Regions from separate parts of the Mus musculus genome. Here region 1 is linked to region 2. The links are chromatin contacts, found by Hi-C or POLR2A ChIA-PET in ENCODE. All regions are on one chromosome and are shown on one strand. The core of a region is the stretch at or near the end of the contact, and the rest is flanking DNA. Distances in the headings are between cores, read along the strand shown.

What was found. Hi-C counts contacts between places; a loop is a spot of excess contacts on that map. ChIA-PET counts read pairs that join two places held with the same protein, here RNA polymerase II (POLR2A).
Region 1: a loop to region 2 is called in a map of heart, with 2.0 times the contacts of the local background. The contact joins the promoter of Dedd here to the promoter of Ndufs2 in region 2. A Hi-C loop is called at or near these places in 1 of 37 maps with a recorded cell type or tissue (heart). POLR2A ChIA-PET finds 5 or more read pairs at or near these places in 1 of 5 experiments (Patski).

The regions. Positions count from the first base shown.
Region 1 is chr1:171,327,180-171,330,905 of GRCm38, reverse strand. It overlaps Dedd (death effector domain-containing), which reads right to left and starts at 1,761. Exons shown (of 6, transcript NM_001128609.1): 1 at 1,380-1,761. Gm20045 (a long non-coding RNA gene) reads left to right here and starts at 3,592. Exons shown (of 2, transcript XR_865726.1): 1 at 3,592-3,726.
Region 2 is chr1:171,245,702-171,249,290 of GRCm38, reverse strand. It overlaps Ndufs2 (NADH:ubiquinone oxidoreductase core subunit S2), which reads left to right and starts at 2,169. Exons shown (of 13, transcript NM_153064.5): 1 at 2,169-2,297; 2 at 3,094-3,200. The coding sequence starts at 2,203.

The DNA of each region.
Region 1 (3,726 bases), core at 512-3,011, 82 kb before region 2:
TTTCTTACAACATGAGTGGTAGGGGGACTGGAAGGGGGAAAGTTACAGCCAAAGACAGCTCTTCCTTCCCATCAGGTCACTCACGAGGCCAGACTCAAACTTCACCTCTTCCCTCAGCACACAATGAAAACAAAATGACCACTAAAGCAACATCCACTCACGTCTACACTCCGGTAGGAAACGGTGGTTTTGTTTTGTTTTGTTTTTGTTTTTTTTCCTAAATACGCATATTGACACCTCCTCCCCCTCCTACAACTTGAGGGTCAGTAAAGGTAAGCATATTTAATTAGCCTGTTACCTAGAGGCCAGTCTGTCTCTTCTATTTCCTCCTCAGGCTTCCAGAGCCTCCACCTTGGTATATAAGGCTCCAGAAAAGTCTCTTTCCCTATTCTTGTAATGCTAATTGCAAGAAAAGAAAAAAAGAAACCTAGGAAAGAGCTTTACTAATCTCCCTATTTGTAACCAGGAAAAACAAGGAAGCAAGCGGGTGTTTTGGAAAGCAAATCCGGTTGAACCCTCATTCAACCCCAATTCTCCAAACCCACATGACCATTCCTTTCTGCCCTTCCCACCCTATTAAAAGCTAAGCGCCTGGCAATTAAAATTGGCTGCAACTGATACTGCTTAACTCTGCTGCCCTTCCACAGGGGGGAAAGGGAAACCCCCAAACCCTCTATCACCCGTGCAGCTCCACTGCCCTATCTTCCCCCCTTCCTTTCAAACTTTCCTCCGGGTCTCTCACTTTCTACGTTACCCCGGCACATCGCCACTCTCTCCATCCGCCAAGCCCCGCTTCTCTTCTCCTCTTCCACCCCAATTCTCCCCTTAGGCCCTTCCGCTTCCAATTTGAACACTTTGAAAAACCTCCCTCCGGCACACGTCTCAAGTCCAATCCAACCCCCCCCCCCAACCCCCGCCACCTCCCACGTCCTCACCACGGCGCTCACGGGAGTCCAGCCCTCCCTGCAGCCACATGCCACCAGCCCCCGTCCCCTCCACACCCTCAACCTCTCCCTCCGGCTCCTACCCCTTCCCCAGCGCTGGCTCGCAGCCCCGCTCCCCACCTCGGCCTCTTTACTGCCCCTGGCCTGGGCCAGCCTGGGCCCTTGTTTACGCCCCTCCCCAGGCTCGCACTCCTGCGCCCCGACCCCTGCCCTCTCCCACAGTTGCCATCTCCCCTGCACGCCCCCCTCGGCCGCTCCCCTTCCCCCACCTCGCAGCGTCCCGTCACCTCCCTCTCCGGAGGTTCTCCGGGCTGGACGTCGCCACCGCCTCCCCCTTCCACTTTCCTTCCCCAAGCCCTTGGCGGCCCCGCCCGGCCCCGCCCCGTCCCACTCGACTCCCCCTCCCCACGCCGGCCGGCCGCCCCGCCGCCTCACTCTCGGCTCAGCCTCGGCGCCGCCATGTTGGATCCATCCGCGCCGCTCTCCGGGGCCTGCGCCTCACGGAGCCGCATCCGGGCTCCAGCCGCCGCCGCCTCCGCCGCCGCCGCCGCCGCCGCGGGCGTGGGGGAGGGGAGGGCCGGGCGGGGGTGGCTGCATCCTGCACAGCGCCTCCCGGAACCTGGCCGGTTAGTGTCGGCTTCGAGACCATAACGAGGCATGAGCGGAGGAGCCATACTAGGTGAGGGCAGCCTGGCAGCGGCATTAAGCGGGGAGTGGGTAGCTTCACGTCGGCAAGAGAGGCTGGAGACTGGCAGCCATCTTGCTTAGGGGCAAGCTGGCAACGCAGGGTTCTCCTAACGGCGGCGGCGGGGAGGTTCTAAGAAGCGGAGAGAGAACGTATTTGAAGGTGGAAGCCTTGGTGGCGCCCGAGCTGGCTGGTATCGGGCTCGAAGGCCCTCGGGAGAGAGGGGCTGGCAGCCATGATACGTAAGGGCGGAATCGGCCGGGGGTCGGACTGCCCGGTGAACTGAGGTGAAAGGTCACGATCTGGAGTTCACCTTTGCCTTGAACTTCCTGTCACTCTGACGTTCTGAAACCCGAACCTCGCAGCCGCGCTTCTCACCCTCTCTCGGAATTCATCCCTTCAGTGTTTTCCTTTTGAGCTCCCATTTTCCTATGGAAAAGTCGCCTCAGCTGACGGGTGAAGGACGGCTGAGAATTGAATTGGGGGTGGGATGGGCTCGAGTATGTTCTGGAGCTGCCGAGAGCCTGCTGTGGCTAAAGGAAGAGGTAATACAAAGGGCTTTGAGATAGGGAGCTATGACTCAAGACCTTGCAAATTTATTTTATCCTAAGGGCAGTCGAAGAGGCTTTGAAGGGTCTAAACAGAGGTGTGAACAGTTAGTTATATTTGTATTGTAGAGAGATCACAGCTTGCCAGCTCTGGGCATGTTAGTGCCAGCCTGAAGCCTGAGGCAGGAGGATTACTTGAGCCCTGGAGATGGAGACCAATTTGGACTTAATTTAAGCGAAGAAGACCGCAAGGATGTTAGAGCACTGTAGAAGAATGCGTTCTTAGCACGGTTAGGCCTGACGTTCGGTCCCTGGGGAGTGGAGCTGGGTAGGGAGAGAGATCAATTATGAAGCTAAAGAAGAGACAGTGGCGATGTGTAGGTAGGAAGGCATGTGTTGGATAAGGAAATATGAGTGTCCTGACTTGAATAACTGGGTTACGTTATTTTTAGTTTCAAGAGATCTGCGGGATATCTTTTAGGCAAGTATATATGAATTAGTGTGGTTTGAAACCAAGAAAGTTGAAAGTGTGCTTGCGCATGTCTGGATATTCTTGGAGCCATAAGAGAGAAAAATGGCCTAAAGAGGAGGATGTGTGCATTCGAGGAGTGAGATGAGGGAAGGAAGCAGAAAATAGGACAGCGAGGAGGCACAGACAGGAAGCCAGACAGAGAAAAGTATCAAGGAAACTTGTTACAAGTATCAAGAGTAAGCGATTAGGTAAGATGTGGACTAAAATGTGTGGTTCGGAATGTGGAAGAAATGAAGGTCACTAGGTAAACTTGGAGAAAGTTGTTACATAGAGGTATAGGGTAACAACCAGATCCAAGTGGAAAGATACAATGTGTAAAAAGTTTTGTGGCTACTCACACTAAGGTTTGTAATCCCAGTTTTCAAGAAGCGGGAGGATGGGATTTGAGGCAAAACTGGACCTATTTAATGAGCAACAGACCAGCCAGACCCAGTAGTAAAAAGGCAAAAGTAAAAAGCCCTTTTCTCAGTGTTTATTGGGGGGAGGGGGAGAAGTGGGGGAGCTGTCAGTAAGTTGTCGTGTGGAGGAGAATTTAAAAGAAAAAGGAAGGTTTTCACCAGTTTGTAGTAGTGCATACCTTTAATTCCAGAGGCAGAAACAGGCAGATCTCTGAGTCAAGGCCAGCCTGGTCTACAGAGTGAGTTCCAGGACAGCCAGGGCTACACAGAGAAACCCTGCCTCAAACAAGAGGGAAGAAGGAAAGAGGAAAGGAAAAGAATGAATTTGAGGTAACGTGATCCTCCCAGGTGACTGGGCTGTACATTAGCAAGACCTTTGTCAGTAGCTTATCCAAGATAGAATGACTGATAACAAGAAAACTGACATGCAGGCTGGGGGGAAATGCTCAGAGCTACACAGAAAACCTGGTTTAGGGGGCAGAGGGGTTGTTTCTTGTTTTTTAAAAACCGTAATGTTGTAGTGAAAGAGAATACTCATGGCGATTACAGTAGGAGAGACCTTTGTCTCGAAAAAAAAAATCCGTATAGAGGATTTTTGTTGTTGTTGTTGTTGTTTGGT
Region 2 (3,589 bases), core at 920-3,419:
CTCATTTCCCATGGGGGGAGGGGAGGAGACACACACACACACACACACACACACACACATCTCAGAGAGAGAGAGAGAGAGTGAGAGAGAGAGAGAGAGAGAGAGAGAACCTGGGATGGGGATAGTGACCAGTATGTGTATGTGTGTGGGTGTTAGAGGAGGGAACTAATGACTCTTCTGCTTCCAGAACTGGGGGGGACTAAGAAACCAAAGCACACTCTCTCAAGGCAAGGAAATGAAGCATTCAGGAGCGGGGCAATTTCTGCTCACTCCACCCTATGGCCACTTGTTTCCCCAGGAAATCCCCAGGAAGGAGAGTACACTCAGCAGTCCCTTCCCTTTCCCAGAGAAGCCCCACCTCCCCTGCCCCTGTCCCCTTATTCATTCTCTGCCTGGTCAGCTCCTGTCCCCCACATCATATTCCTCAGAATGCTTCCTCTTCCCCCTCCCTTCCTGCTCCCGTCACTAATACCTGTCCTGGTGCCTATCACTTCCTGAACTACCCACCCTCTGGTGATTTCCAGTCTCACCTCTTGACCCATCACATGCCCTGACCCTCCCTGGTCCTGAGCAGAGGGGCTGAGGCAGGAGGAGTCAATCACACAAGGGATGAGGGACCAGAAGGGACAGGGGCAAGAGGAGCTGTCACCAGGATACTCTTATTACCCCTTTCCATCCCCCCATCTGAGCTGAGAACAAAGAGTGTGACTAAGCAGTGAAAGACAAAGGGCCACAGAGTGGCAGCTACAGCACGTGGGGAGGGGGGTGCTGGCAGAAGGAGAAGGCACAAAAGATGCAGTGTCCTAGGTAGCCCCCCAAGAGTTCTCATCCCAGTTCCTGCTTGAACTACCCCCAGGGCTAAGCAAGCTAGAGTCTGTCTTGACTTCACATAGGATGGATTAACACAAAAATGAGGAACCCCCCCTCCCATCATCACCACATTTTGTGTTTAAACTATATCTCAGGAAGAAAGGCCCAGAAAAGGAGAGGTGGCTGTAGAGGGTAAGGGGACCAAGCCTCTGCCTTGACTTTCTGGGGACCACCTTGTCTACACCAGGTCTTGGTCAGTTCCCACAGCCAACGGATCTCTGGCCCCACCCTTTGGTATGCTTCCCATTAGGTCAATTTTTAGCCTAGAAATCTGGCTTTCTCCTCTTCCTCTGCAACAAAGAATGCTCGGTGCCACTCCCCTGGTCTGTCTGCTCCACCCAGCTGCACCGCTGGTGGCCTATGTCCCAGGGACCCTGTCTGGGGGAGATGTGGAGGAGGTCTCTTTCCAATGAGAAAATTGGAGAACCTCAAAGAGTGGGTGGCCCAGCTGGAGCCGGGCTTGGAGACAAAAAGACAAAAATCAGTCTCCAGGGCAGGAAAACTCTTTGTCCATACAAAATTAGGCTCAGAGTCCTGGAATTATTACATGTCTATGTTATTAGATACGTCTGAGGAAGACTGTGGCACGTAAGACCGTCCAGGATGGAGGCGGGTTACTAGGTATTGCTAAGGGTGCTCCCTGAGTCTGTGACTTGGGCATCGCAGGGATTGAAGAGTCACTGTCAGAGCATTTCCCCTCCCATTTGTAAATTGCTGCTTCCTTATCTTTGCACCAAGTGCCCCCTTGCTCCACCACCGCTCGTGGCCTTGGCTGTGAATTCCCGTTTGTTGTGACTTGCCCATCTGCACTTGAGTCCCTTCACACAAGCCCGTTTCCGGACCTCTGGAAATGAACACTTTTGGATTTCGTAGTAAAGAGATAGTCATCAAAACTTGGGGGCTTCTGTCGGAAAGCAGGACTACCGCAGGAGACTGACCAAGATGGTAAGATAGTCAAGGAACGCCCATACAGAGAGTGCGTAGGGGACCTAGAGGGAGCGCAGTTTCTAAGGAAAGTTCGAGTGCAGAGCGTGGACCTAGCGGGAAGTGCTGGATTCTGCGCGAAGTTGCCTCAGGAGAGAGCAGTAAATCTCTCACGCCCAGAGAAGCCGTGGGAGGGACGCCCTTACTAAAGATGACGGCAGTCGTCGTTATTGAAACGCAAGTGAAGCTGAGAAGCGGAATCCGGATGTTGTTCCGTTCGCAATTGACCTCCCTGCCAGCTTCCAAGATGGGGACTCCGTTGTGGCGATAAGAAGGGAAGCCCACCAGGGGGCGCGCGGGAGCGACTTCCGCCCGGCTCTCCTTCCTACAGTCTGCAGCCCGGTAAAGATGGCGGCCCTGAGGGCGCTGCGCTGCCTCCGTGGGGTCGGAGCCCCGGTGCTGCGGCCCGGGTCTGGGATCCGCTTGCCAAGTCAGCCCAGCAGGTGAGGAGGAGGCGGTCCCTACATGCGGTCTCTGCAGAACTGCAATGTCTCCACTCTGAGGACATTTCAAGGGCTCTGTGACCCCTGAGGAGAGAATGACCCAGGCCTGTAACCCTCCTCACGCAGACCAGATTTCTTCCTAGGTTCCTAGGTGCAGCCAGCCTCCTGTGGCAAAGGATGGGAAATAAGGGAGATGAATTTTTATTTTTTTGTCAGAAGCGAAATATGTGGGATGAAATATCCTACCCTTCAGATGAATGGCTAGAGAGTACCTCCCATATCCGAAGGAGACCCCCTCTTCTCTGAGCCCTCTTTCCCCAGTTCCCTCTTTTTTGCTCGCCTATGCTCTTTCCCTCTCTCCTCCCGCCTTCCATACTCCCTGTCTCTTAGTAATCTTAGGTTTACCATGCATACATGATGTTCTCAACATTCATATTCAGGAAGCAGCTTCGACCCCAGCTTTGTATGTCCCAGATATATGTGTCAGTGACTTGGCATTGAAGAACACAGCTCTGCCATTCAGGCCATCCTTCTTCGGGCTCACATAAGAGTGGATAGGATGTTTCGGAATATATATGTATATACAAATATATGTATGCCTGCAATAACAACTAGTGAAAAAAAAGCCATGACTTTGAAGGAGAGTGGGGAGGGGCATATGGGGGGCTGGACGGGAAGGGAGAAATGTTGTGATTCCATTATAATCTCCAAAACGTGTTTTGAGAAGTGACTTGGAACAGAAGAACCACACATACTGCTCATGCCCCGTGTATAGAATCTATCTTTAATTCCCCAGAGGTGCTCGGCAGTGGCAGCCAGATATTGAATGGGCAGAGCAGTTTTCGGGAGCTGTCATGTACCCCTCCAAGGAAACAGCCCACTGGAAACCTCCTCCTTGGAATGGTGAGTGCTAAGAGCTGCTGTTTCAAGTTGTCAGAAATCTTTGCTGATGTTTTTTGTTTGTTTGTTTTTTAATTCAACATTTCTCTGTGTAGCCTTGGGAGTCCTGAAACTCACTCTGTAGACCAGGCTGTCCTCGAACTCAGAAATCCACCTGCCTTTGCCTCCCAAATGCTGGAATCAAAGGCCTGCGCCACCGCTGCCTGGCTAGTGTAGCAAGCGGGTCTGCTATTTTGTGGCTTCTCCTTTTCCCTCCTCTTTACCCCTCCCCTATTTCACTCCTTATCACTAGAGAGGAGAGAACGAAAGATAGGGGGGGGAAGAGAGAGAGACCAACCCCTAAATCTAATTTCTTTCCTTTTGTTTCTTCTTTGAGCACAGCTACTAAAAAA